Linked DNA regions of Homo sapiens: regions 1 and 3 are each linked to region 2. The links are chromatin loops, found by intact Hi-C in ENCODE. Cell type or tissue: PC-3. All regions are shown on one strand. Each heading gives the region's core, and the rest is flanking DNA. Links, peaks and the distances in the headings are about the cores only.

The links. Peaks named below come from ENCODE experiments on the same cell type or tissue, not always from the same donor. Only the 100,000 strongest peaks of a DNase experiment are listed, where the experiment ranks them.
Region 1: a loop joins it to region 2, with 5 times the contacts of the local background. A loop is called at or near these places in 9 of 110 quality-filtered maps.
Region 3: a loop joins it to region 2, with 5 times the contacts of the local background. A loop is called at or near these places in 3 of 110 quality-filtered maps.

What each region holds. Positions count from the first base shown.
Region 1 is chr4:76,564,950-76,574,848 of GRCh38, forward strand. The region is part of intron 2 of SHROOM3 (shroom family member 3); the gene reads left to right. MIR4450 (microRNA 4450) reads left to right here and starts at 8,619; the gene lies at 8,619-8,683. In PC-3, for the core only: no CTCF peak of the experiment used is centred there; a DNase peak (open chromatin) is centred at 5,602; H3K4me3 peaks cover 978 bases; H3K27ac peaks cover 2,662 bases.
Region 2 is chr4:76,617,570-76,627,913 of GRCh38, forward strand. The region is part of intron 2 of SHROOM3 (shroom family member 3); the gene reads left to right. All of the region lies in intron 3 of LOC105377290 (a long non-coding RNA gene), which reads right to left. Among named protein-coding and RNA genes, the nearest start is that of MIR548AH, 47 kb to the left of the region's middle. In PC-3, for the core only: no CTCF peak of the experiment used is centred there; DNase peaks (open chromatin) are centred at 4,692, 5,822 and 6,892; H3K4me3 peaks cover 2,067 bases; H3K27ac peaks cover 4,566 bases.
Region 3 is chr4:76,545,881-76,556,224 of GRCh38, forward strand. SHROOM3 (shroom family member 3) reads left to right here. Exons shown (of 11, transcript NM_020859.4): 2 at 9,729-9,883. Among named protein-coding and RNA genes, the nearest start is that of MIR4450, 23 kb to the right of the region's middle. In PC-3, for the core only: no CTCF peak of the experiment used is centred there; DNase peaks (open chromatin) are centred at 1,161, 5,511 and 5,591; H3K4me3 peaks cover 406 bases; H3K27ac peaks cover 2,880 bases.

The DNA.
Region 1 (9,899 bases), core at 1,900-9,899, 52 kb before region 2:
AGGAGTTCGAGACCAGCCTGGCCAACATAGTGAAACCCCATCTCTACTAAAGATACAAAAAATTAGCCGGGTGTGGTGGTGGGTGCCTGTAATCCCAGCTATTAGGGAGGCTGAGGCAGGAGAATCGCTTGAACCCAGGAGGCGGAGGTTGCAGTGAGCTGAGATTGCACCATTGCACTCCAGCCTGGGTGACAGGGCGAGACTCCATTTCAAAAAAAAAAAAAAAAAAAAAAGAATGGCACTCAAATATCTGTCTGAGCCTTTAGGATATGAGGTCTGAGTTCTGAGATCAAATAAAAGTTATGGTGGAATCTTTCCCCCCAGTTTTAAATTTGGATGCATCAGCTAGGACAGGTAAGTTTGGATGAGTCCCATTTAGAAGATGAACCAAATATTTGGAACTCTGAATACTTGAATCAAAATGGCTTAAAGCTACTCCTTCTTAAATTGGGCTACACATTGGAATTACCAAGGGAGTTTTAAAACAGCAATAACAACAACAAACTAATTCCTGGCTCCTACCTCCAGAAATTCTAATTTATTTTATTTTACTTGTTTTTTGAGACAAGATCTTACTCTGTTGCCCAGGCTGGAGTGCAGTGGCATGAACACAGCCTTGACCTTCTGGGATCAAGTGATCCTCCTACTTCAGCCTCCGGAGTAGCTGGGACTACAGGTGCACACCACCACACCCAGATAATTTTTTTATTTTTTGTAGACAGAGTCTCGCTTTGTTGCCCAGACTGGTCTCAAATGATTCCCACCTTGGACCTCCCAGAGTATTGGGATTACAGGCGTGAACCTCCAAGTCCAGCCTCAGAGAGTCTAATTTAATAGATGTGGGGGTGTAGCCCTGTATTGGAAACTTTAAAAGCGCCTCAAGAAAAAGGCTGGGTGCAGTAATCCCTATAATCCCAGCACTTTGGAAGGCCGAGGCAGGAGGATCCCTTGAGTCCAGGTCTGCCTCCAGACCAGCCTGGGCAACATTGCAAGACCCTGTCTCTACAAAAACTAGCCGGGCATGGTGGTGCGTGCCTGTAGTCCCAGCTACTCAAGAGGCTGAGGCAGAAGGACTGCTTGAGCCAGGAGATTGAAGCTGCAGTGAGCCATGATCGGGCCACTGCACTCTAGCCTGGGCGACAGAGCAAAACCCTGTCTCAAAAAAAAAAAAAAAAAAAAAATCAAGAAAAAACAATGGATGGTTCATCTGTACTGAAAATGTACAGCCTTTTTTTCTTGTCATTCTTCCCTAAACAATACAACAGTGATTCACGTAGCATTTACATTATATTAGGTAGGATAAGTAATCCAGAGATGATTTAAAGTATACAGGAGGAAGTGTATAGGTTATATGCAAATATGACATCATTTTATACAAGGGACTTAAGAATCCATGGATTTTGATACCTATGAGGGGGTCCTGGAACCAATCCCCCATGAATGCAGAGCTACAACTGTATTCATTTATTTCATCAGCCCCCATGTTTCAAAAACCACACTTTGTATACCCTTAGCATAAATCCCCCATTTCTTGAGAATGAGGGGTAGAGAAATGGTTTCCATAAAGGATTGTTAAATACCACCCCCTCCACATATCCTTAATGGAAAATCAGATCTTCGAAGGTCCTGGCAAGCTTTGTCCTGTTCTGTTTTTCTGTTTTATTTAATTTAACTGCTCTAAGATCACAAGTGTCCCATGAAGGTCCTGGAGAAGAATCTTAAAGTATAGGTTTGTGGGTTACTGAGAGCAGTAGTAGGCTCTTAGACTTCATTAGGCAAAGAGAAACACCTGGTTCCATCTGACTTGAGATGAACTGTGGGTTCTTTTTCCTTTGATCATTGTTTATTAAGATGGCTACCTCAAATATGTATTTTTTACCACCTGTCTCCTCATGGTTCTGTTGCTTTGGGCATCTTCGCATGTGGCAGCTCTGAAGAGCCTCATTAGTCGTTGGCAAAATTATGTCTCTAAGACTAGCGTCTTTGTGCTTTTGCCAGTAGCTAAAATGTCTGTTTAATTGTATTACCTAGTCTAGAGGCCCGTGCCGCTGTCTGTAGACCAGCTGCCAGATTGCTTAGTACAGTTTGTCAGTGCATTTGAAAAACGCAATTTTTCTACTCCCCTCTTATTCTGCTGTCAAACTCTAGTCTGATGCTGCGTTTGCTTAGTGGGTGGGATGTGTAAAATTATACATGTGGGGACAGTTGCTTGGTTAGTGTGTTTATTGTTTACGTAGGAAGGTTGCTATGTTGTTTTCATGAAGACTGTGATTCTAAGGAGCATTTTTAAAAGATTCTTTGGGTGCCAGGCGCGGTTGCTCATGCTTGTAATTCCAGCACTTTGGGAGACCGAGGTGGGTGGATCATTTGAGGTCAGGAGTTCGAGACCAGCCTGGCCAACATGGTGAAACCCCGTCTCAGCCGGGTGCGGTGGCTCATGCCTGTAATCCCAGCACTTCGGGAGTCCAAGGCGGGTGAATCATGAGGTCAGGAGATCAAGACCATCCTGGCTAACACGATAAAACCCTGTCTCTATTAAAAATACAAAAAATTAGCCGGGCGTCGTGGTGAGCGCCTGTAGTCCCAGCTACTTAGGAGGCTGAGGCAGGAGAATGGCGTGAACCCGGAAGGCAGAGGTTGCAGTGAGCTGAGATCGTGCCACTGCACTCCAGCCTGGGCAACAGAGCGAGACTCCATCTCAAAAAAATTAATAAATAACTAAAAAGATTCTTTGGAATGTTTCTTTAAAGGTGTCTCTTAGGGATGAGCCACTATTATTTTTTGATTGTAAATAAGTAGGGGCCCACAAGCCCTGGACACCTAAAACAATCTTTCATGGAATTTTCTCAGGACACATTTTGTATGTCCTTCACCCTCATAACTTAAAGAAGCGAACAATTGAAGAGACCCATTGTTTTTTACTGGTGGTTACATGGTACTGAACGTTTTTTTTTTTTAACTAAATTAAAAATCTCCTCAATTATCCCCTCTGACTTGCTCCCTCACTTCCTTCAGGTATTTGCTCAAATGTCAGCATCCCCTGCAGAGTCCATTTTACATCGCAGTCCCCTTTCTCCTGTATCCTCACACCCTTCTAATCTTTATTTTTTACCTGTCTCTCTGTCACACATACTAGAATATAAGTTCTTCGATGGCAGGGATTTTGTTCGGTGTGGTATCCGCAGTGCTTGGAATGGTTCCTGGCACACAAATGTGCTCACTGAATATTGGTGAGCCAGCTCCAAGCCAGGCTGCCTGACATTGCCTCTCAGCTTTACAACATTTACTACTGAGGGCCCTTGGACAAGTTAATTGCCCTGTGCCATGGTTTCATGACTTGTAAAGTGGGGATAGTAACAGTTTCCCCTTCACGGGTATAATAAATTGCTGTCTAAATCTTGGCTGTTTTTAATTACATCATCAAATAGCGTTAGTTATTTTTCCTGCATTAAGAGCTGCTGGACAGGCAGTCTGCACTTATCTTCACTATCCTTCTATTCCCTATGGAATATGGTCAATAGTTTCATCACTTAACTGACCACACTTTTCTCCTGTATCCCCCACCAAAGAAGGATCATATTCGAAGTTTGTTTTCCCCTCTGTGAAATGAGATCGACCTAATTTCCTCCTGCCTTAATGCCCCTGTGTATCTTCTTAGTAAGGTAGCCTGTCCCCAGCCCTTGTTCGGGAGTGAGGTCCCCAGGAGCCTGGCTTCAGGGGTGCTTCTTGTAGCAGGACCCACCCTTCTCTCTGTCCTCAGCTTCCTCAAGTCTCACTGGAATAGGTACTCTTTGCAGTCACCTTGTTATTTGGAGGTTTGGATTTGTTTCTACTACTCCCACCTCCTACCCCTCAGGGAGCAGTGCTGTGCAGCGGTTAGGAGCACTGGCTTTAAATCTGATAGAATTTGGTTTACAACCCTGCCCGTTCTGTGAGATCTTGGCCAGTGACTTCACCTCTCACTTTTTTATCTGGGAAGTAAAGACAACCATCCACACTTCATATGGAGGTTGTAGCCATAAAGACAACCTGTGTATAGAAAAAAAACTCAGCCTTGGGTTTGGCACACTGTTATCAATCATCTCATTCATAAGTTCAACCATAGTTATTGAGCAGGTGCTGGCACCAGTTCTCAGCATATATGTGCTGAATGGAGGCATTTCTATTTTTCACTAAGTAGTTTTCCATACTGTTAGCTGTTTTATGAGTAAAAGAACAGATCCAACCGAGGAGGGTTTGGGGCTTACGTTTCTCACCAGTGAAAGTTAAACTAAAATTAGACCGAAATCCAATTTGTCAGGGGGGGAAATAAAGCAATGGGAAAAGGTGACTTGCTAATAACGATGGATATAAAACTTTAGTACGGGGTGGATGGGTGAGAGGTCACTGGCAAGGCTCCTCTCCTGACCTCCAGAGGGGTCATTTTGGAGAAACTGCTGCCTGCTTTATGAAGGTCAAAGCACCCAGAAATGAAAGGACTTAGCCTCAGGTCACAGGTCTAGTAAACCACAGAATGAGGAAGAGAAGTCAGGTTTTCTAGCACCAGCCAAGCCTGCTCTCTCAGGGCATACATAAAAATAGAAAACTCCAAAAGCCAGAGCTCCTTTTTGCCTTAATCTTATATTTTCTTTCTTACTGGTGGTAGGAAATGGATAATTTGGGATGTTCATGTTTTGTTAGATGATTCTCCCTTCTCTCTCTCACACATCTTTCCAGTTTTCCTAGTTTTCCAGTTTTCTTCCTATGACAGTTTTTTTTTTTTCCCCTCAAAGTGTGGTCTTTAGACAACTTGCATCAAAACGGCTGTGGTGTCTATTTAACTCGCAAATCCTTTGTACCTCTTCCTACATAAGACTGTCTTGAGGGAAGCCTGCCTTTTAACAGATGCCAACACCCACTGAAACTTGCAGCCTCTAGCCCTAAGGGAGTGGACATGCTCTTCTCTGGCTGGGTGAGGTCAACCCCATGAATCTTTCCTGCCTCATTGGCCCATGTAAGAGACAAAAGGATGAGATCAGTGTCCATTTGAGCAACTCCGTGGTTATTCTTCAAAGTCTCTAGCATCGTGCCTTTCCTTGGCCTTGATATATAGGTAAAGTTCAAAATTCAAATTTTCTACTTCAAATAAAGTTTGGGGATGGTTTTTATTTCTGTGAACTCCTTCAGAAACATTTTAGAACACAACCCAAATGCTCAGAAATGTTAAAACACACACACACACACACACACACACACGCACACCAGTACTTCTCAGCCTGCCACCTTTCCAAGGGCAGAGCAACCTGCAGCAGTTTCTAAAAATAGACCTTTCTGCTACAGGTCACTAAGCAGGAATGGCCTCCATGTCACTCTGTTTACAGTTTCACATCTGACACCTTCATAACAACTGTGCTGACTTGATGAGGCATGAGGACCAACATCAGTCTGTGGGAACTCCTGAGAAAATGCAACCTGGGGCTGTGGCTGGTGTGCAATCGGTGGCATCCCCACAAAATCCAGCCGTGTTTGGATTCAAGGCCCTTTCAACCTTTGTTTGCCATTCCTCGTCACCTTTCCATCACTGTCTCAAAGTCAGGGGCAGAGGTCAAAAACTCCGAGTCACTCCATGAGGTAGCAATGAATATAAACATGAGCTCATGTTCAGGAATTTAAGACTCACCGTGTTTTCTTTCGTTTTGTTTAATCTGTCTTGCATTTCTCCTCTTTGCAAACTTGTGGGTTTACAATGCATCATCTAGCTGCAAATTTAATTTTAGGCTCTTTCAAGAAAATGCTCAGAAAAGGCGAACTTATCTTTGCTATATTCAGGACAGCCCTGCAACAGTGAGGGCTGTGTAATAATTCATGCACATTCCCGTCCCAGTCCCTAAGTGTGCAGACTACGTGGGTGGTATTAGAATTAAAATTTCTTGGGATTAACATTCTAAAATTAAGAAATGGGGTCAAAGAATGGGGGCACTTGACACTAAATGTACATGAGGTGATTGGACTGGATTACTGAGCATTCACAGTCATAGGATTCCTAGTAAGTTCTGAAGAAGTGGACCAATTGTTATCAGTTTAGGATCCTACTTACAGGAATCATTTTTGATTTGCAAACTTAGCCTGCTATCTTTAAATAAATAATTTTAGTAAGCTCTCAAAATGTTAGCTTTGGGTGGGTGTCTAAGCATTTTCATTCTTTGATTTATTTCTCACAACACCAGTAATAGGGATTATTACTACTCTATTTTACAGACGAGGAGATAGACTTGCAAGAGGGCAGTCTTATCAAGGGGATACATGTGTTAAGTGTGAATTTAAACTCCAGTCTATCTGATACAAAAGCCCAAGCTTTTACATCAGTAAAAACTAGTTCAGTTGAGCTGGTTTTCAGTGATTGCTGAAATCCCTGAACCAATATGGGTTCTTCAGCCTCTGGGAGAAGAGGAGTTGGGCTTGGCCAATGCTTTTATTTGCTTTGCTTTAAAGAAAGCACACACTGGGCCCTTTTGTTTTCCCAGCAGTGTTGATTCACGTTCACTAAATAAATTAGCCTTCCCGTGTTGTCTCACTCATTTGACATTAGCAAGTTTACATGCCAATAAAAATAGAAATGGGAGAAACAATACTGCAAGAAGAGAGAAGTGGCAGAGGCGTTAGAGTGCACCAAGACATGAACACAAGCTCATCATTTTCTACACTCCTTTCAAAACAAAACAAAGCAAAACCCCACAGCTTGATTCCAATCACAGTTTGTTCTGTGATTTTATGTGGTTGAAATGCCTGATTAATACTGAAATGTTGTAACATTCATTATTTTGTAAGAGAATAGTTGAGACTTCCAATAAGATTTTATCATTTCTCTTCCAAATAGTGGAAGCCTGATAAATGATGTTAGGATTCTGTACTAGTCTTACTAGTACTTATTCATAGATCTAGAAGTCTCTGTGTCCATTGTGAGATGGGCTGTACGTGGGTCAAATACAGCTTCTGAAGAAGTTGAGATTTGTCTTTGTGCTCTGCTATTAACAGCATCCTAATGAAGCACTCAAGCTACTCCCATCTTCTCTCTGCTTCCTCCATACTGCGCCCCCCAGCCCAATCTCCCTAAAATCTTTCCTTCCTGAGAATTGTTCCTCCATATCTGCCTCTTTCCTGGATCCTCATCCAAACTTGCCTTTGCATTTCTTACTCCCTCAGAGCCTTGCTAGGAGATGATTTGCTAATCTTTGACATGGCTAAGAATAGTAAATGTCCTTTGAGAACAATACAATCTTGCACTAACATACAACGGGAATAATAAAGTTACTATTCATATTTTAAAGGGCAATTTTGCAGGTTGTCAACATCTTACCCTAAAGGAGTGAGTTCCCAATGGTGTAATCTCAGTGACAAACTGTATACCGTGATAGGTGACAGGACCTTCAGGTCATGGGCAGAAAGTGATCTTAATAAAGGCTGACCTTGGCCACTGCAGCCTGCATGTTCTGGGGCATCCTGAGGTCTCCCTGTGTGACTGACACTTCCCCTGAGGACTATTCCCAGTGCAGTCAGTAGGAAACCTTAGTGGTCAATGATGGTGGGCCAGGGAGGTGAGGGACAGAGGATGTGTCAGATATCCTAATAGTATATACAGTTTAAAGACTCATTTCATAATTTTGGGAGTTGTTTTCTAGGGATATTGTGATCGTTCAAATGTAAATATCTGCATCTTGAATATACTGGAAAAAAGTGATTGGCATGTTTTAGGGGCAGCTCTAGCAGTATAACAGTGTACGGGTTTGCCCCTTTATGGTTTGTGGGTAGGAAGAGATTTATTCTGAACTAGTTTTCTCTGCTACCCAACTGCTTATGAAATATGAACACAGGCTGGGTTCAGTGGCTCAAGCCTGTAATCCCAGCGCTTTGGGAGGCCAAAGCAGGTGGATCACTTGAGGTCAGGAGTTCGAGACCAGCCTGGTCAACACGGTTAAACCCTGTCTCTACTAAAAATACAAAAGATTAGCCAGGTGTGGTAGCACACGCCTGTAGTCCCAGCTGCTTGGGAGGCTGAGGCAGGAGAATTGCTTGAACCCAAGAGGAGAGGTTGCAGTGAGCTGAGATTGCACCACTGCACTCCAGCCTGGGTGACAGAGCTAGACACTGTCTCAAAAAAAAAATAAAAAAGAAAAAAGAAAGAAAGAAATATGAACACAAGCTTGAAACTCAATAAAATTGAGATTTAGATCTGTCACTTGCCCTCAACAGGCACAACAAGGTAAGGTGGCCAGATTTAACAATTAAAAATACAGATGTCCTATTAAATTTGAATTTCTGATAATCATTGAATTTATTTTAGTCAAAGTAGGTACCCAATTTTATCTACCAAACCTAGTCACATGACAATTTAGATGTATAGAAAAAAATGTAGGTTCCTTGTCTTCCTTACAAACCCACTTCTGCTGGTTGGCAATAATAATAATAATAATAATAATAATAATAATAATAATAATAATAATTTTTATTCCTGGCCAAGTTAAAAGCTCACCTGGTCCAATCAATTTGAATAGTCCCTTAAGGGGCTCAGTCTGAAATAAAATCCTCCCTTGCTCAGATGTCATCTTTTTTCTCCACTGCCCAGCTGTCTTGCTAAACAGTGTCTGGGGATTTGGAGAAGTGGTGAGCGCAGGTCTTTGGCACCATCTCCCCTGGTCCCTTGGCTCTGTCCATAGCCTTCCCAGCCACTGCTGGCCTCCAACGCTGAATCCTGCAGCTGGTAAATCCATGGTCAGCCATGGCCTGGGCAATGCCCCTGGGATTGCTGGCAACCCCACACTTACAGATTCAGTCTCTGCTCAGCTCCCCTTAGCTTCAGACAACTTAGCATCTGCCAAACTCTCATCCCAGCAACTCCTGACCCAGGGCCCATCCTAGGATCATCTCACCCCACCATAGTTGCCTCCTTGCAAGTCTGCTGGTTGCCGTCTGATGTCTGAGATTCTTCCTTCTGTCTGGACCTCTAGAGACCTCGAAATTGAGCCAGGCCAGACCTACTCCAGTGACCTTCTCCTAGGGTCTCAAATGGTGCAGTGGAGCCAGGGTTCCCTGAGCCCTTTGACATTCTCCTCACTTAGCTCACACACTTTCCCTCTCCTCCCTGAGGCTAGAAGAGAAATCAGAACTTGGTCCTCACAGCTTGACTTGCCACCATCTTTTCCCTCATTTCCACAAGTTGCTGGGATCTTGAGGGCTGGGTTTTCTCACTATTTCTCACTCTTCTCTGTGCTTCCCTACTTCTATAACTTCAAGCTTCTTGTCTTAGTTGGGAGGGGTATCTTCTTTGCACGATGGGAAAATTTTGGCAATTAGAATCCTCTAGGCCTCACCCTGGATAGGTTACAATGGTTGTCAAAAGTGTGATCATGCCCAGGAACTTCTGGAAAATACAAATTCCCAGGCCCTGCTCTAAGCCTAATGAATTGGGAACTCTGGAGTTTGAGCCTAGCAATCTGATTTACCAAGTCTTCCCCATGATTCTGATGCACCCTAAAGAACCATGGCATTAAATATTTCAGCAAATTCTCTCTCTCCCTCTCTACCAACGCCTTTCTTACCATTTTTCATGCCTAAACTCTTATTAGACAGACCGGATACTCCCTCTTAATCTAATTGATTGATTAGCTACATAAACTCAAATCATTTTGTGATTAAAAAAAGAAATGTATAGCCTTAAAAGCAAAGGAAATTCTGATATATGCTACAACATGGATGAACCCTAAGGACATTATGCTAAGTGAAATAAGCCAGTCACAAAAAGACAAATACTGTAAATGATTCCACTTGTATAAGGTACCCAGGGTAGTCAAATTCATACACAAAAAATGTAGAATGGCAGTTGCCACAGGTTGGGGGAGGGGAGATTAGGGAGTTTTGTTGAG
Region 2 (10,344 bases), core at 1,176-9,175:
TTCAACTTTGTAGACTTATGCTAAGATGTATGACTACTTCATTGCATTACAGAAATGTAATTTAATCATCTAAGGGTTTTTGGTTTGTTATTAAAGTTTTAATTCTCTAAGGTATAGTGTGAGGCTAATAGTGTTTTCTGAGTTCCAGGAATTGACCTATATTTATTGTATTTTTTAACCAATAATTAACACATAGAATATTAATTAAAATATGAAAACTAAATTTAAGGTACCTGGATAGTCCTGTAAAATCTAAAACTTTTTTAACACTAAAATATTAACTGTTAGAATGAGAATTTGAAACTTGTAAACACATAAGGTGTTTGTTTACTGTATATTAGGTTTGAAAATTATGTATACATCTATCTCCACATTGGTATGATTTGAGCTGAGCTTAGAAACAAGATGCTGGCAAGCATGAAAAGTTGAACATCATGAATATAAGTGTGGCTGGGCGCAGTGGCTCACGCCTGTAATCCCAACACTTTGGGAGTCCAAGGCAGGAGGATTGCTTGAGGCCAGGAGTTTCAAACCAGCTTGGGCAACACAGGGAGACTCCATATCTAAAAATGAAAATTAAAATAATTAGCTGGGCGTGGTGGCATGTGCCTATAGGCCTAGCTACTTGGGGAGGCTGAGGTGGAAGGATCACTTGAGTCCAGGTGTTCAAGGCTGCAGTGAGCTATGATCATGCCATTAAACTCCAGCCTGGATGACAGAGGGAGACTGTCTCTAAAAAAAAGTAATTAATGTTGTTAAAACCACAACTCTTACATAAGCAGTTACTATATTAAAGATGTATGCAATGACTATTCATTCCTCAAATATTTTTTGATTCCTTGTTATGTGATGGGCTACCCTGCTTACCAATAATACAGATTGAGGACTTAATTTTTTAAATCTTTAAACTTTTTATTTGAAAATAATTTCAAACTTAATAGGAAAGTTACAAGAGTAAGAACAGTACACAAAGCACTCATTTACCTTTTATCCAGTTTCACCTATTGCCCCCATTTGCTTTATCACATAGCCTATGTACTATAATATTTTTTGAACCACTGAAGATAAGTTAGAGTATGGCCCTTTTATGCCTCAATATTTCAATGCATATTTCCTAAGAACATGGATATTCTCTTTTATAGCTACAGTATAATTGTCAACTCTAGTAATTTTAACATTGATGTAATACTTTATTTTCTGAATTTCTGTTTTGTTAGTTGACTCAATAATGTCCTTTATAGCTTATTTTTTCCTTCCAGTACAGGATCCATTCCCAGGCCTGGTATTGTATTTAGTTCTCATGTCTTTTTAGTTGATTTTTTCTTGAGACGAAGTCTCACTCTGTTGCCCAGGCTGCAACCTCTGCCTCCCAGGTTCAAGTGATTCTACTGCCTCAGCCTCCTGAGTAGCTGGGATAATAGGCACCTGCCACCATGCCCGGCTAATTTTTGTATTTTTAGTAGAGACGGGGTTTCACAGTGTTGGTTAGGCTGGTCTCAAACTCCTGACCTTAAATGATCCACCTGCCTTAGCCTCTCAAAGTGCTGGGATTACAGGCATGAGCCACTGTGCCCAGGCTTCTTTTTCATTTCTTTTAATCTGGAACATGTGCCATCCTTTCTTTAATGAATTGTGATTTTTGAAGAATATAATCCTCCTTGTTTTCAATAAAGGACAAAGAACACTTAATTTGACTTTCTGACCCATATTGTGTTTGAATGAAAAATGATTTACTCTGCTGGATTCTCTGTGGAGCCCCGTGATCACAGTGCTGAGTCCCTGTGTCATGGTACTTCAGCTTGGAATATGAGGTTTCTAAATGGACCAATCCAGTCTTGGGAGAGCAGCCTGCTCTTAAAGAGGGTTATTGACCAAATGTCTTCACATTGTAGTGAAATTTATAAACATACAAGCATTTGCCTAAAAATTTCTGAAATACTGAGTAATCCCATGGTCTTTTATTCAATTATTTTCATAGAAGTGTGAAAGCAAGCAGTAAAAGAGCTGAGGGGTGTATCCAGAAGTTCAGTGGAAACATGGGGATACAGACTTACTATCTAATGAGAGGCGAGCTACTGTTTTTATTGTAAGAGACAGAGCTGTAATGGTTTAGAGGAAAAGTGGTGAAGATTTGAATTAGGGGATTGTAGTAGAATGAAGTAGAGGGGACGGTCACACAAACCCAGAGGGCTTTAAGAAACAATAGGATTGGCCAGGCGTGGTGGCTCATGCCTCTAATCCTAACATTCTGGGAGGCCGAGGCGGGTGGATCACCTGAGGTCAGGAGTTCGAGACCAGCCTGGCCAACATGGCAAAACCCTGTCTCTACTAAAAATACAAAAATTACCCAGGAGTGGTGGCACATGCCTGTAATCCGACCTACTCGGGAGGCTGAGGCAGGAGAATTACTTGAACCTGGTGGAGGGGAGAGGCAGGAGTTGCAGTGAGCCAAGATGATGCCACAGCACTCCAGCCTGGGCAACAGAACAGGAATCTATCTCAAAAAAAAAAAAAAAAAAAAAAAGAAGAAAAGAAAAAGAAACAATAGGATTTGATCACTAATTTTTTGTGAGGGATGTTTGAAGCTCATCGACTTGTGGAATTGTGAGGTTGTTAGTAGAAATGGGCAATTTGGGAAGACAGTCTGGGACTTTTTTGTTTGTTCTGGGAAAAGGTGATGATTTTGGTCTTGGAGAGGTCTTGGGCTCTGCTGATGAAGGTGTCCAACAGGCAGTTGGAAATGTAGAATAAAGCCAAGGAGAGCATCCAAAGACATATTAGAGATACGGGAATTATCTACATAGAGGGTGACCATTAAAGATGAGAATGAATGGGATCCCCAAGGGCGAGAGCAGAAGTGCCCAGGAGAGGAGGGCTGGTACCTTGGTACTTACAGGAAGAAGTAAACCTAGCACAAGTGACAGGTGGAGGACTAATAAGAACACATTGTTTCAGAGGCCAAGGGAAGAAAGTTTTAGACGGAGGGAATGGTTGGCAATGCCAACAGCAAGGGAGTGTGTGGACACTGAGAAGAGGCAGGCAGATTTGGCAATTGAGGTGGAGCCGTTTGGACAAACTTGAAAGCCCGACTACAGGGGATTAATAAATGTGAGTGGAGAACGGTGAGGCAGAGGCGGAAAGGGCAGGGGGCTGTGTGGCAATGTTCAGCTCTAGAGGCAGTGAAAAGATGGGAACTTAGGGTCACCAGGCTGAGGAACCCGATGACCATCTTCCTGTGTAACGTTCAGTCTTTCATTGTAGTGAGGAGGCATTTCTCCACTCTTTAATGACTCTTTTAAATCATTCAACAGTCACTTCTACCCAGAAGCAGATGAAAGGATGAAGGGGCACTTTTCCCTGGGTCAGCAGAACAGCACCTTATCAGCACCATTATGTGATCTGAAGGGACTAGGATTAAAACCCTTAAGCATCCTGCCCTCCAGGGAAATGTGGAAACCTGAAGCAGCCCCTTATAACAGAAAGACTCTAGAAAAGTAAAGCTGGTTTCAGTGGGATTTCTGTGGTTTTCTCCATTGATTTTTCATTTCCACCTCCAAGAGCCTTTTATTGCCAAGTATTAAAAAAAAAAACAAAAAACTTCCTGTCAGTCAAGGGCAGAGTCTCAGCACTGCAGAGAGCCTCACACTGGGCTAACACCTGTCCCAGGAAGTTACCGAATGACAAGCTAAGGTGATCATCAGACTGTTCCAGAAACCCTATCAGGAGCTGCAGAGTCACCTGGTACATTAGCCCAGCAGGCCCAACATGTCCCTTCAGAGAGGCTGGACTAACGCTGATTAAGAGAAAACACAAACAGTACAAAGAAGGATTGCTAATAGGAATTATTTTACACACCTTTCTAGTTCACAAACCACCACCTTTGCACCAAAGCAAACTTGGGCTATTGAGCCTTGGAGGTTATTTATTTGTATGTGCAGGGCAGTGGTTTGGGTGAAGCTTGATTTTCTCACCATCATTCTTTCTTTTTCCTTCCACCTTAGGGAACAAACAGACCCTCTGTCACATTTTTATAAAGAGTAGTTGTCCTGGTGTTTTCAAAGTTGGGTTGTGCCTCAGAAACAAAACAGAAATTACAAAGAAGTGTGTGAAATGAATCAGTGTGTTAACATCTGAACTAATATGGAGTAAGTGTTTATGCTGCTTGTTTCAGAACTGCATATTCAGCATGAGATACAGGTCCCAGTTGCCTAAATAACATAGTTCCAGCGTTTTCTTTAGGTCTGAGACAGTTTGAATGTTCTTTTTTTTTTTTTTTTTGAGACAGAGTCTCACTCTGTTACCCAGGCTGGAGTGCAATGACACGATCTCCGGCTCACTGCAACCTCCACATCCCGGGTTCAAGCAATTCTCCTGCCTCAGCTTCCCAAGTATCTGGGATTACAGGCACCTGCTACCACGCCTGGCTAATTTTTATATTTTTAGTAGAGTCGGGGTTTCACCATGCTGGGCAGGCTGGTCTTGAACTCCTTACCTCAGGCGATCCACCCACCTCGGCCTCCCAAAGTGCTGGGATTGCGCACGGCTGAATGTTCTTCCATTCTTTATATCCCATTTAGTTTTGGGAAATTGGACGACTAGACCTAGTCGTGCTAGGGGCACTCCTATGCTTGATGTCAGAATTACTCATTTTCCCCTAGGCACTTTTTCTTTGTGAATTTATCTTTAAAGGACAGCCTCATCAGCATGGACTCATCTGGTACAATACTAGTTTGTAGAACCATAGCACTTGTATTCACTCTTACCTTCTTTTCCTGGAACCAAATCTTTTACTTGAATGTCAATAAAATGGCCCTTCTCAGCAACGGAACATTCTTGACTCCTGAGGCAGGGAAGGAAGCCAGGCACTTGTACATTTGTTTTCAAACGAACTGGTTCTTATGTTGTAAATATTTAACCATTCACCATAGTATTCCTACCAAAGTTTCCATTTGATTTTCAGTTAATTCCATTTCTCACAAGCAGATAAAGGCTCTTTCACTTTCCAGAACCCTCTTTTAAGCAAATATAGATTATATTTTTGGCTCAAGAAGGAACAAAAAATGGAATTTGGAAGGCATATTTTTTCCTTGGTTGAAGAAAGGAGGCCACGGGGAAGTAATTCCACCAAGAAAGTATAATGGGTGTTATGGTAAATCTTCATGATGGCCATGAATATTTTTATTGTTCCCTACCCTGTCTTTGCTTAAATTGCTAGAGTTGTGGCTAAAAGCAAAGCTGGGTTTTTTCTTCTCAGGTTTATAGCTTTGAGAGTCGGGAGGGAGGGACATTAAGTGTAAAAGCTACTGAAGAGGGCCAGGTGATCTTATCTCTTTAATGAAAATGACTGCAGACAGCTTCCTTCCAACTTTTGAGTTATCTGGGTTCCTGAGTGTCCATTTCTCACTGGTGTTTGCTCTTAGGATGAAACTTTAGGAATGCATTAGGCAAAAGATTATGATTTACAGCATACCACTGTTTACTGTTTTAGTAATATATTTGTTTTAGGGAAAAGACCTCCTTATAACACATTTCATGCTTTTGATTTAAGTTGTGACTCCTCTTTCAAGTTTGGGATATTTTGCTTCCAGGAGATGCATTTTGGTCTTTTCCTTTTCTTTTCTCTTCCTTTCTTCCTTCTTCCCTATAACAGGTATCTCCTGCTGCACCAAGTCTGTGGGCAACAATGCAAAAAGTCAACCAAAATCCAAAAGTCTAAGCTGATCCCTTAGTATACCAGTTTTAAGAATGTCTGGTGTCACTTGGACTACAAATGACTTTTAAAGTCAAAGACCATAAGCATGAGTCAAATTGGAAACATTACCTTGTAGAGCCAGTCTGTCTGCCTGGTCACTTAACAGTTTATAAAACTTGACTCCTAGCTAGAAAGTTAATTGCCAGAGGTTCCAAGGAAAGCACTGGACTACCACTCGGAATCCTCCATTTACTACATAGGCCAAATGATCTGGCTCTTTTCAAGGAGTTAGCATGAACATTCTACATTTTTCTTATCCAATATGCACAAATATTTCTTTGAAGAAAGATGACATTTTAAAGGTTCTTATTCAATTAAAACTTCCTAAAGCACTTTTTTTCCCCATTAACTGACAAACATGATACAGAACTATTTTCTTTCAAGATTATTATGCCTCTAAATCTTTTTCTGTCTCTTTCCTATTTAGCTTTGGATTTGCACAAAACACCCAAGCATTTTTCAGCAGTGTGAGCTGAGAGTGTGGAATTGAATGAACACGCCTGGGATTTGAAATGAGAGATCTGGGCGGGGGAAGGGGAGAAAGATATTCCTTGCATACTCATACGCCATAACTGAGGATTCTACATTTTCTTTCTAAAGCATACAGTGGAGATGGTTTATTTCTGAGAGAAATTCTATTTTAGTTTTGTTTTGCTTTTAACCACTATCATGTTTGTATTTGTCATTCTTGTACATGGATTTTAAATTTAGGTTATTTTAATTTTTCTAACCAAATATTTTTCAAATATCCGCTTATGTTGGAGAGAAAAGGACATTCCAAAAGAGTTACCTATAGTGTTTTTAACACATAATTAAAATGATCATAAAACCTTCACATGTGCTTTTTATTTCTCATTAAATGCCAGAGGGAAAGGCAATTGCAGGCGTGTAGTATTCCGACATTTCAGCGTGCTGCACTCCTGTCCTTCCGTCGTCTGGGGCCACATCTGTGATCACTGTCTTGTGCTTGCCAATAGAGGTTTTCTTCTGGATGCTGTGTCTGCTCTTGGTCTTGTGGCTTTAACACCGAAGAGCTGTTGTCTACAAAAGACAGTACATTAGAGCTCCAGAGTTCACTCAGCTGCCTGCTTTGCTCCCGTGGTGACTTCATTCTTGGGAAGTTTTTAGGTTTCCTGGGAGATGAAGCATGAGCAACATTTGCTCCAGCCTGAGTAATTTCAGAAGGCCTTGAGTCCTGTTTTGTTATTCGGGTTTCCAAGGGTGGGTGAGGGGCATGAGAATTCCCAGCAGTTACCACTACACGTGAATACTGGTATCTGGCGACTCTCTGTTACGTTTTTAAAAAGAGTGGTTATCGTGGTGTTTTTAAAGTGGGACTGTGCCTCAGAAGCCAAACAGAAATTATAAAGAGGTGTCTGAAATGAATCAATGTGTTAACATCTGTACTAATATGAGTGTATATGTTGCATATTCCAGAGCTGCCTCAAATTCTTTTAGGATTTAATAATATTGAACATTGGAAAGATTGAATTAAAGCCAGGTAAGACTTGCTATGTTTACAAAATTGTTTGATGTGGTCTACAATGGATTTTAGTATTTTTCTGAGTTAAAAAGAATAATAGCATATGCTTCATAATTTTTGCCTTTATGACCTATTGTTTCTTCATTAACCTCAGTACAATGATATTATATTATTATTGGAATTGAAAAGGTTCCTGTGTAAGCCTTGCTTGGTAATTCAAGTACCCTTGAATTGTATAAGGAGAGCGCAGATATTTTAATGCCAGACTCCTAGTTTATGCAGTACTTTTGGGCTGTAGTTCCCATGTTAAATGAGATGATCAGCCAAATCTTTGCTTTGCCAGGAACCAAAATCATTTCCAAACTACAATAGCAGTATGGTTACAGTTTCAGCTTCATCAGCCCCAAAGTAAATTCTAATAGGTGCTATTGAACATAGTTTAAAATATCCTGGTGAGAAACTATAGGCCTTAAATATTCTGTTTTCAAATTTTTTACCTAACCCCAAATAGCTAGCTTCTTAGTTTTATACAGCTATGCCAAAATAAAATACAACAGAACATTCTTCTTTTGGGGATATGAAACAAATCTTTTCATTTTCAACAGTGATAACCAATCTTCTGTCTCCCTCCCTCTCCCTCAACCCCTCACTTCCCTCCCTCTCCTTCTCCCTCTTTAGTCCCTCCTCCCACCCAGCCTCTCCCTCTGTCTGTCTTTTCTTGCATTACCTAAAGCCCTCATTGCTCACATCTCATCAAGATAAAGTCAAGATTTACACACAATATAGGAAGTGTTTCTCTCCAGCCTCATACCTGACCACAGCATCCTTCCTTTCCTACTTCACACTCCAATCGCCGAGAACCATGTCCAGTTCCTGAGCATACCATACTTTCTGCCTCTTCCTATGTGTTACTTCTCTAACTAGAAGGCTTATCCTCCCCTCTCTAAAGGCTGGCAAATATTCTCATGACATCATGTCTTTGTCTACCCCTATAACTAACCATATTGTATTTAAACTTCTCTCTTCCTTTTTAGACTCTAAGCAACTTGTGAGCAAGGACTGTTTCCATCTCGCTCACTATTATACTTAGAGCCTAGCACAGTGCCTGGCATACAGTAGCTATACAGCACATATTTGTTGAAGGCTCAATTGAGTCTAGTTGTCACTCAGTTTGCTTTAAACATAGAGAACTCTCCTTAACTTTTCGTTTATTGTTGGAGGGAAGAGAGCAGAGGGCAGAATGTGCTCTGTGGTGTTTTATAACTCTGCAGGAGGCAGCTCTTTATAGCATTATATAGATTTAAAATTGAAGCACAAAATGGTTGTGAAGAGGAAGCACGTACGTAGGGCTGCTTCATCAGGCGAACCCTAATTCATGTAAAATTCAACGCTGGGAAATCAAAAGAAAGGAAAATCACTCTCTCCAAGTGGTAGAAATGATAGTGGGATTTTTTTTATCTCTAGGTGGAGATAGTTTTAAAATTTGCCTCCAGTCTGCTACATTAATTCTATTTGCCTGAATATTAATTGTGGGTATTTAAATAAGACAAGTTGAGTTTCACAAATGCTGCTTGCTGCTACATTTCCACCAAAAAGGCAGCTTAAAACTGTTCTTTCTTAAACTATTCCTTCTTAAATACATACCCATTGTCTATCTCAAACACTGCTTACCATTCATCCCCAAGTTGTACAAATAAGAAAAATTTCAGATAACCATGATTGCAGTTATGAAATTGCTGGGATTATGAAGCATAATCTTAGTTTAACATGCATGGGTAGAATTACCTGAAGTAGCTGCCATTTATTCAGAGTCAATGCCAGGCATTTTATTTGCATCATCTCTGATCATCTCAACAACACTGATAGGTGGGTGGTATTGTCCCTCTTTACAGAGGAAGGAATTGAGGCTCAGAGAGGTGAAACACCTTGGCCAAGATCACCTAGTAAGTGGCAAATCTAGGATATGAAACTTGGTCTCTTGGTCCAAAAGCTTCCTTTCTTTATAGCATATTTCTCTTCCTCAATTAAAGCACTATTGTTTTCTCAGGCATTGGATGTTTGTACAGGTCATTTTAGAATACTTTTCTTTGTGTATACCATGATGACATCATGGCTAATGGGCTACCAACAACAGCCTTCTTGAATTCACGCCCACAGACAGCATTGACAGAACTTTAGGATTTTAATCCAAACTGTTGGGAGTCTTCCTATGTCCAAATGATTAGGAATTGCCAAACAGATGAGTCTACAATTGTGTTTCCCAGATTCTACAGCCATATTACAGTATATAGATCGTGTGTGGCTATGTCAAATTATTTGCTTCTGTTAGGATCACAGCACTTTGGGGGATGCGAGTAGGGGCTTTTTCTCTGAATATTATTCTCAGATTTTCTCCCAACTTCCAGACTCAGGAGGTTAACACGTGAACTTCTGGAGAGCAGCCTGCAGGGGGAGATCCTAGGGTTCACGTAAAGCTTACAAAATAGCCTAAAACTTGTGTCCCAAGTCAGACCCTTCAGAACTGTGGTTTTATTTCTGGAATAACATACAACCCAACAGCCATGTCTTTAGAGACTTGTGGCTGAATTAGTTCTGATATTTTAAGAAAATTAAGTTTCAGGTCTTGTAGATATGCCAGTAAGATGTCCACTAGGTAGAGATTCTACCCAATATTGTGTTCTCTATTGTTTATATTCTGTACATGATGGTGGTGACAAGGATTTAGGGAGAATGCCTATTTTAAGCTCTCTGGAAGTCAACTGCCAAGAAAGTCAGCAACCTGTCTTCCTAAAATTATCCACAAAGCCTATGATTATCATAGGTTTAAAGGCATACATATTCCTCTGTTTTGCAAAAGTCTTTTTTTTTTTTTTTAGAAATGGGGTCTTGCTATGTTGCCCAGAATGGAAGGTAGTGGCTATTCATAGGCATGATCATCATGCACTGCAGCCTTGAACTCCTGGTCTCAAATGATCCTCCTGCCTCAGCCTCCCCAGTAGCTGGGACTACGGGTGTGTGCCACCATGTCCAGCCCAAAAGTCTTACTACTAACTTTTATTCACGAAGGTAATTCAAAAGATAGGGCATTGATTCCAACTTATAGAAGCTA
Region 3 (10,344 bases), core at 732-8,731, 72 kb before region 2:
CTGACTGCAGAGCTGCCCATCTTTATACACCTCACCACTGTCTCACCTCTTTTCTTATGCTTCCCAGCCAGGTTATAAAACTTGGAAAAGAATAGCATACCTCCTATCTAGAAAATAACAAAAGAAAGTCATTCTGTAATTTCTAAATAATACTAAGTGTTACATATGTATTTTAATTTAAATAAAACTATGGAATTTTCCCTGATGGTCATCTTAAGTGTGAGAAACACACATTTTCACTTGTCAGGGTGGTCTTATAGTAATGCAGAGCAAACAACATTATCTATATTTTATAGATGAGAGACCCATCCAGGGTCCTGCAGATAAAAGGGCCAGAGTTGGGATTAGAGCACAGGATTCCTGACTCCTAACCCAGTTTACTTTCTTCTACTACAATATACCCCATTTACGACCCCAAATAGGAATGTTCAACAGTATAAATGTAATGATTTAGGATGAGATGAGAGGTAGATGGGAAGAACAGGAGGAATCACCTCTGTACCCTGTGGCACTCATTGCAACCCATGGAAATGTTTCTGTTTTAAAGTCCAGCATTTAGTTCTGGTGCCAAAACAATGCTGAGTAATTTCGTAGAACCTGAGAACCAGAGAAGGATCCTGGGAGGAACTTTTTGTTTATTTGACTTTATTTCATTGGCCTCACTTTATGTTCTTTTCAAAACCAAGAATGCCCACTGGGTTGTGAGTAATGACAATTTCCAGACAATAGAAAATAATGCCCAAACGGCTTTGTTTGAGAGATTCTTGACGTCTTTTGTTATCCACCTACCTTTTTATCTCTACATTTTGCTCATTGCTTCCATACAATTATCGCACTTATAGAGAGCATATTTTTCCTCAAACCGCCAACTTCACAAAACAGCAAATGATTTGTAGGTTATGTTGCATTAACTGTGAGTGACTGAAGTGCCCCTCAATCACATACCCCTGCCTTTATCTTCATCTAGGAATGAAAGTAGCCAGGAAAGGCAAAGAAATCATTCAAGAATTTAAACATAAAAAGTTGGCTAAATTCTGCTGTGGTAGACTTCTACCGGATGAGTTTAATGTTAATTAAAACTCCAAGTGGAGTTGTTTGTAAATGAATCATTCCCTGTTCAGTTTGATGTAGCAAGGTCAGCTTCCTGCTCCACCGGCAGTGCGTGCCAGCTCTTTTTCTCATGTGTAAGCTGTGAATGCTGTTAAGCCTGTAAACCACTATAATAGGTTCAGAGATTTTAGGATCCCTGAAAGAGAAGGATCAGAACACAGCAGTGTTGAGTGTCAGGTTTCTTGGGCACTTGAAGGATTAGGCAGGACAAGTGAAGTGTTACTTTAGGGACAAATGTCTGGGCGATTCTCAGGCAGCAGGCTGGAGAATGTGGGCTCTGAGGTTAGTCTTGAATTCTAATCCCAGCTCTATTGTTTTACTGACTGTGCAACATGGAGCAAGTCATTGCCTTCTTCTGAGCCTTGGTATTCTCATTTCTATAAAAATACAATTATAATAACCTTATTGTGTTGTTGTGACAATTTGATGCGATAAAGTTACTGGAACACACGAAGCCCTCAACATCTGGTTGCAATCATGATGATAATTAATGTATCTATGCAATAAATAGTGGGCACTGCTATGTGCTCCATGCTGTTCTGGGCGTCGGGGATACAGCAGTAAACAAGACAGACACAAATCCCTGCCTTCGTGGGGCTGACATTCCAGTAGAGGACAGACAATAAGCAAGATACGTAAGTAAAAAATAGAGTTCATGGCCAGGCGCGGCGGCTCATGCCTGTAATCCTTGCACTTTGGGAGGCTGAGGTGGGTGGATCACTTGAGGTCAGAAGTTCGAGATCAGCCTGGCCAACATGGTGAAACCTTGTCTCTACTAAAGATACAAAAATTAACTGGATGTGGTAGCGTGCGCCTATAGTCCCAGCTACTCGAGACACTGAGGCAGGAGAATCACTTGAACCCAGGAAGCAGAGGTTGCAGTGAGCCGAGATTGCATCACTGCACTCCAGCCTGGGTGACAGTGCAAGGCCCTGTCTCAAAACACACACACACACACACACACACACACGTCATGAATTAAGTGTTAATGAGAAAATAACAATGCGGAGGAAGATAAGTAGTATTAGGGGAGGCTGAAATTTTAAAGCGGTAGCTAGGAAAGGCCCCCTCTGGAAGACGAATTTGTGTAAGACCTGGAGGAGGTAAGGGAAAAAGTCAAATGGTTCCCTGGGGGAAAAGCATTCCAGGCTGAGGGAACAGCAAGTCTAAGGCCCCTGAAGGAAGACAGTGCCTGCCATGCTCCCTGTGCCGCTGGAAGGCCAGGGGCTGGTATTGAGTGATCCAGTGGAGAACACTAAGAAGTGAAGCAGCAGGGAGGTCAAATCCAGCACGGCAGGGCCTTTGGTACAGAGGGAGGACTGCGGTTTCTCTTCTAAGTGTGATGAGGAGGGTCACAGGGAGGGCACAAACCCTGGAGAAGCACAACACAGGACCAATCCCCATAACAGCAGCTCCACCCTTTCTCACTTAGACTGGGCTAGAGTGGTTAAGCATGAGGAAAAGAGATGGGCCTGGCTTTCTGTGCCTCAAAGCACCACGTCAAGCTGTGACATAGGCATCCACCACTCTTCCTTTGTGCCTACACCTGTATTTTTGAATGTACTCTCATCACAGTGTATATCACCGTGCTGTTCTTCAAAGTCAGTTTCCCCAGTATTTGTTCAATAAATGTTTACCGATCACTCATTACGTGCAGGCACTATGTTAGGTGCTAAATAGTACAGTGACATAAAAGGCTGTAAACAATTAAAAAATCAACGCCTCTTATGTCAGAAAAGTAACACTGTGTCATCAAAGCAAAGTCGACTTCTCCTATAGGTGTGGGTATATTTAGGATTTGAGAAGGGAAAAAGCGTGCTTAGCTTCCGGGCTCCAATGTGCGGATATACACCCTCTCCTTAGCTTGTTAGCTTAGGGATTTCCCACCCAGTTGCACACGGTGTGTTATCTGAAGTCATTTAACCTGTTGACAGTCGCATTCTTGGAATAAGTAAGTTCCATGCAGGTGAACTTGGACAAACAATGCCAGTAACCTTTTTAGCTGCTGAAGTAATTGGTCCAAAAGTTTAAAATAATAAGCTTCATTTTCCACTGAATCTTGTTGACAGAGAGTATCAGCAGGGCTTGGAGTTAGAAGAGTCTAAATCCCTGATGAATAGTTCAAAAAAATTACTGTTAAACTTTTTGTAAACAAGGTTTTTTTAGTCATAATAATGTTTTTAAGATAAATTGTGTGGATAATTGGTACAAACTTACGATGTATGCATTTAGTTAGCCTCAGTACAATCAAATGTGTTGTTACCAGTGCATCAACAAATGCACCTCAATATCTTAATTTATCATTCATGATAATAAATGGAGACAACACCATAGATTAAGGTAATTCACAGCCTTGTTCTAGCCAATGGCTTCAACTTTCTTTCCTTTTTTTTTTTGAGATGGCGTCTCGCTCTGTTGCCCGGGCTGGAGTGCAGTGGAGCGATCTTGGCTCACTGCAACCTGTGCCTCCTGGGTTCAAATGATTCTTCTACCTCAGCCTCCTGAGTAGCTAGGATTACAGGTGCGTGCCACCATGCCCGCCTAATTTTTGTAATTTTAGTAGAGACGGGGTTTCACCATGTTGGTCAGGCTGGTCTCGAACTCCTGACCTTGTGATCTGCCTGCCTTGGCCTCCCAAAGTGCTGGGATTATAGGTGTGAGCCACTGCGCCCGGCAGTGGCTTCAACTTTCTTGGCAACCAAGTTTATTGTAGGAGTGGCCAACAAATATCACATCCACAGACACTGATGCTACCAAATAGAAAGGTCAGGAAAGGGCCAGCAGCAACAAAGAGGGAGGAGGGGAATGTGAGGGTCCTAAGGAATCCACAGGCTGATGGAGCATCCCTTAATCCAGTTAACTGAAATGAGTTAGACTAAGAGTCTACACTTGGCCCCCAGCTGGCTCAATTCAAGTCCTCCCTTGGACCTACTGGGACTCCACCTTTAGGAGTGGATCCTCTGGAGGAATCCTGGCACCAAGCAAACTTCCCAGGGCTCCTTTGACTTGCTGGAAATTGGCTGACCTCTGAGGGAGTGTTGTTTAAATGGATCAATTTAAGCACAGAAAGAATCCAGCCTAATTTTTTGTGTGTGCGTTTTAATTTTTTTTTATCAGTATAGGCTCTCTGACATGTCCCAGTGAATGTGCATGTTTTTTAAGTACAATGATATGAAATATATTAAAAGTATACTAGAATATAAACTCTGGGAAAGGAGAGAACACCGTGTTTCCTTTGTTGATATTTTCCCAGCCCTAGAATTATGCCTGCCAATGATAGATGCTTAAAAAATACTTGTGAGATGAATGAAAGAATGAATGTGTTCACCAAGTTTCTGACCTCAAAGAGTTTAGGACCTAGAAGAGCAGATAGGGCATGGTCAGAAATACCTATGACAAAGGTAGTGACTGAGGCTTGTCTTAAGACAGAAACCATTAAGAGGAGAGGATGAAATAGATTCTGCCTGGGTTGATAAGGAGACATTTCATAATGGAAGAGTATTTGGAGGAAAAAAGGAGGAAAAGGAAACTAGAAATGTGGGATGGGCCTTCTACAAAAGATCACTGTTGAAGAAAGCTTCTAAAAATCTTCTTTGGTAATAATTAAAACCCCAAGACAGCACAAATCCCTGAGAGACAGTATGGAGAGATGTGAGAATCAAAACATGAAGTAGGGGCCCATGAAATGTTTGACAAATAAGTGCCATTTCAAAAACGTCATCCCATGGCCAGGTGCAGTGGCTTTCATCTGTAATCCCAGAACTTTGGGAGGCTGAAGCGGGAGGCTTGCTTGAGTTCAGGAGTTCAAGACCAGCCTAGGCAACATAGTGAGACCTGTCTCCACAAAAAATAAAAAAATTTCCCCAGGCATGGTGGCACATGCCTGTGATCCCAGCTACTGAGGAGGCTGAGGTGGGAGGATTGCTTGGGTCCAGGAGTTTGAGGCTACAGTGAGTTGAGATCACACCACTGCACTCCAGCTTGAGCAGCAGAGAGAGAACCCTCACTTGGGGGCTAGGATGAATTTTTTTTCGAGACAGGGTCTCCCTCTGTTGCCCAGACTGGAATGAAATGGTGCAATCTTGGCTCACTGCAACCTCAACCTCCTGGGCCCAAGCGATCCTCCCACCTCAGCCTCCTGCATAGCTGAGACCACAGGCATGTGCCACCACATCCGGCTAATTCTAAAAGTGCAGTGCAAAACGAAGAGATTGTGAGGAACTCTGTAAATACAAAAGGTTAAAGAAATAGTTTATAAGAACAGTGAACAACAATGAAACTCTTTATGACAGTCTTCCCCATAATGTTTGCTTTCACATCAAATCAGTCATGAGGACATGATATAAACTATACAAATGAGCTTTCTTGACTTCCTTTTTTAATATAAGAAATTGATTGTTTCCTAGGTCTCATTTCGTTGAAATTGTTGGCAAATAATACTGAAGGGATGCAATTTCACAAACTGCAACATGAGCAAGACCGTATCTACAGTGTTCATCACTGTACTCGCAGCTTTTAGCACCATAGCTGACCACAGTAGTGGCTGTTCATAAATATTTATTGAATGAACGAACCAATATTTTCTGAGTAGGTCCTGTGTGCAAAGCTCTGGAGAGGCATGCTGGGGGAGGAAAGGATGGAGTCATGATTTCTCATGAAGTCTCTTCAATAACTTCACAGTCCAAGGTGGGGAGGGGTGGGACTGTGAGTGGGGAACAGACATAGACATAAATAGCTTTGCTGAAATTCAGGGTGTGTAACCACAGCAGCAAGTTCAAGCAGTATAAAAATAATAAACTATTAGATGTCACTTTACATTTATATATTATTTTGTCCACTTGATTATCTGAAAATGGGAAAAAGAAGAATTATTATTATTATTTTTTTTTGAGACAGAGTCTCGCTCTGTCACCCAGGCTGGAGTGCAGTGGTGCGATCTCGGCTCACTGCAAGCTCTGCCTCCTGGGTTCACGCCATTCTCCTGCCTCAGCCTCCCGAGTAGCTGGGACTACAGGCGCCCGCCATCACGCCCGGCTAATTTTTTGTATCTTTAGTAGAGACGGGGTTTCACCGTGTTAGCCAGGATGGACTCGATCTCCTGACCTTGTGATCCGCCCGCCTCGGCCCCCCTAAATTGCTGGGATTACAGGCATGAGCCACTGCGCCTGGCCTAAATTTTTAATTGTTATTTATAAAATAAAAGCTATTTTATATATATTAAAATAGTATATATTGGCCAGGCACAGTGGCTCATGCCTGTAATCTCACCACTTTGGGAGGCCAAAGTGGGAGGATCACTTGAGCCCAGGAGTTCAAGACCAGCCCAGGCAACACAGCAAAAGCCCATCTCTACAAAAAATACAAAAATTAGCCAGACCTGTTGGCACACGCCTATAGTCCTAGCTACTCAAAAGGCTGAGATGGGAGAATTGCTTGAACCCAGGAGGCTGAGGTTGCAGTGAGCCAAGACTGTGCCACTGCACTCCAGCCTGTGCACCAGAGCAAGAGTCTGTCTCCCAAAATATCTATATATGTATATAGATATATCAATTATATAATATATGTATATAGACATACCAAGCAATTATATATGTATATACATATATCTATATACATATACATTCCTCATTATGTTTGCTATATACATATACATATATATAGATATCTATATATGTATGTAGCTATGTCTGCATATAATTTGTATATGTAATATATGTATATATATAATTGCTTGGTCTATTTTATGTATCTTGAGACCTATTGAAGGTTTTTGAACATGTGGGCAATTCTGGAGAGTAATTACTAAAAAAAGAGAAAATATGGGTGAGGTTTTGTTTACTCAGGTTTTGTTTTTGTTTTCCCCTTTACTTCCCTTTCATTGTTATTGACGTCTATAAGTATCCATTGGCATGTGACCCAGATCGAGCCTTATTTTCCTGTTTCCAAAGCATATGATTAATTTCTAACGTACTACATTACTTACTTGTTTATTATGTTTATTGTTTGCTTCCCCTCCTCTGCCCATTAACTTAAGCATCAGAAGATCAAAAGGTTTTTGTCTATTTTGTCCACTTTTATAGCCCAAGCACTTGGAAAAATTTCTGATGTAAAGCAGGTGTTGAATAACTTTGTTGACTGAATAATAGTGCAGGACATTTTTGTTTTGTTTTGTTTTGTTTTGAGACAGAGTCTCGCTCTGTCGCCTAGGCTGGACTGGAGTGGAGAGCAGTGATGCAATCTCGGCCCACTGCACCTCCACCTCCTGGTTTCTTTTCTTTTCTCTTTTATTTATTTATTTTTTTTGAGACGGGGTCTCGCTCTATCACCCAGGCTGAAGTGCAGTGGCATGATCTCTGCTCACTGCAACCTCCACCTCCCAGGTTCAAATGATTTCCCTGCCTCAGCTTCCCGAGTAGCTGGGATTACAGGCATGCACCACCACACTCAGCTAATTTTTGTGTTTTTAGTAGAGACGGGGTTTCACCATGTTGGCCAGGCTGGTCTCGAACTCCTGACCTCAGGTGATCCACCCACCCCGGCCTCCCAAAGTGCTAGGATTACAGGCATGAGACACCGCACGAGGCCCACCTCGTGGTTTCAAGCGATTCTCCCACTTCAGCCTCCCAACTAGCTGGGATTACAGGTGTGTGCCACCACACCCGTCTAATTTTTGTATTTTTAGTAGAGACAGGGTTTCACCACATTGCGCAGGGTGGTCTTGGACTCCTGAGCTCAGGCAATCCAAATCCACCTGCCTCAGCCTCCCAAAGTGCTGGGATTACAGGCGTGAGCCACTGTGCCCAGCCAGCGTATTTATTTTTTAAGAGCAATATTAGGTTCATAAAAAAAAGACGAATGGAAGGTGCAGATATTTCCCATGTATCTGCTGCCCACACATACACATAGCCTCCCCCACTATCAAAATCCTGCACCAGAGTGATACATTTATTACAACTGATGAACCTACATGGACATCTCCTGTCACCCATAGTTTATAGTAGGTTCACTCTTGGTGCTGTACATTCTATGGGTTTTGACAAATGTACAAGGCATGTGTCCACCACTACAATATCATATCGAATGGTTTCACTGCCCTAAAATATTCTGTGCCACCATATTCATCCTACCCTTCCCTTTAACCTCAGCCACTGCTGATCTTTTTACTGCCTCCCTAGTTTTGCCTTTCCTACAATGTCATACACTTGAAATTGTGTGGTATGTAGCCTTTTCAGACTGGCTTCTTTCACTTAGAAATATGCATTTTAAGTTTCCTTCATGTTGTTTCATGGTTTGATAGCTCATTTCTTTTCAGTGCTGAATAATATTCCATTGTCTGAATGTACTACTTTATGTATCCAATGAATTATAATTTTAGAACAAAAAGTAAGGTAAGAGGAACACAACTTTTTTTTGTTGTTTTTTGTTTGTGTTTTTTTTTTTTTTTTTTGAGACGGAGTCTCACTCTGTCACCCAGGCTGGAGTGCAGTGGCGTGATCTCAGCTCACTGCAAGCGTCGGCTCTTGGGTTCATGCCATTTTCCTGCCTCAGCCTCCTGAGTAGCTGGGACTACAGGTGCCTGCCACCATGCCTGGCTAATTTTTTTGTATTTTTAGTAGAGATGGGGTTTCACCGTGTTAGCCAGGATGGTCTCGATCTTCTGACCCTGTGATCTGCCAGCCTTAGCTTCCCAAAGTGCTGGGATTACAGGCATGAGCCACCGTACCCGGCCAGAGGAACTCAACTTCTAATGTAACCCGTCCCCAACCCCCAGGCCACGGACCATTACAGTGGTCTGTTAGCAACCAGGCCGCACAGTAGGAGTGGATGAGTAAGTGAAGCTTCATTTGTATTTACAGCTGCTCCCCATTGCTCACATAACCACCCGAGCTCTGCCTCCTGTAAGATCAGTGGCAGCATTAGATTCTCACAGGAGCCCGAACCCTATTGTGAACTACACATGCGAGGGATCTAGGTAGCACACTCCTTATGAGAATCTAATGCCTGAAGATCTGTCACTATCTCTCATCGCCCCCAGTGGGACCATCTAGTTGCGGGAAACAAGCTCAGGGCTCCGCTGATTCTATGTTATGCTGAGTTGTATAATTATTTCATTATATGTTATAATGAAAAAATAATAAAGTGCACAATAAATGCAACGCACTTGAACCACGCCAAAACCATCCGCCCACACCCCATCCGTGGAAAAATTGTCTTCCACAAAACTGGTCCCTGGTGCCAAAAAGTTTGGGGACTGCTCTTCTAAAGGGATAAAACAGTTGCCCTGAGTGGACTTTTTGAAGATGTAAAGCAAGGGCTGGGGAGATGTCCTGAGCACCGTGGGATAATGGCCTTTGGATGGAAACTGAGTTCTGTCGTTCATTCAGCTGATGTTTAAGGGCGCCCTCCCTGGGCAGGCAGGGTGCTGGTTCTTGAGGGTGTGGACACCCAGAGCCAGTCCCTGCGCTCTCACAGTTTTCCCTCTGGCTGCAAGCGCTGGGGTGTGGCCCTAGCTGGTCCGTTGGGCTCTGCAGGAGTCTAAGCTGGGCTCGGGATAGCCGGACAGACCCCAGGCCAGGGGAAAGCTCACTCGTGGCTGTCGCATCTCTCCCTCCAAGCAGGTCGAAGAAGGGGGCAAAGCAGACACCCTGAGCTCCAAACTGCAGGCTGGGGATGAGGTTGTGCACATCAATGAGGTGACTCTGAGCAGCTCCAGAAAGGAGGCAGTTTCCCTGGTGAAAGGATCCTACAAGACCCTCAGGCTGGTAGTGCGCAGGTAGGTGGCAGACCCCCACCCTGTCCCTCCTACCACCTCACCCCACCTCTCTCCCTACCCTACCCCACCTCTGGGAAAAGAGCTCGGGGTTGGTAGCTTGGCTTTAAACCTCCATGTATGGATCCTGCCTTTTTTTCTTTTTTCTTTCCTATCTTGTGGGATGTGGGGAGGAAGTGGGGTGAAGACATTTCAGACACTGCTGTCTTTCAGAACACTCATTTCCCAGCAGGTACTGGTTTGTCAGGGATAGACCTCACTGGACTACCTAAATTTTGGGACCTGATGAAAAGTGACACTCATCCCAGATGCGGTCAGAGCTCTAATAAGCTTTTTGTCTGGTGGGACTAGAGAAAGAAATTGGCTTGGAGCTTTCAGTGGCATTTTGGGAACCACACCTGCATCACAGGGTTCTTCAAAACAGGCAAATTCTCTCATTGGTTGTTTTGTTTTCTGGTCTCAAT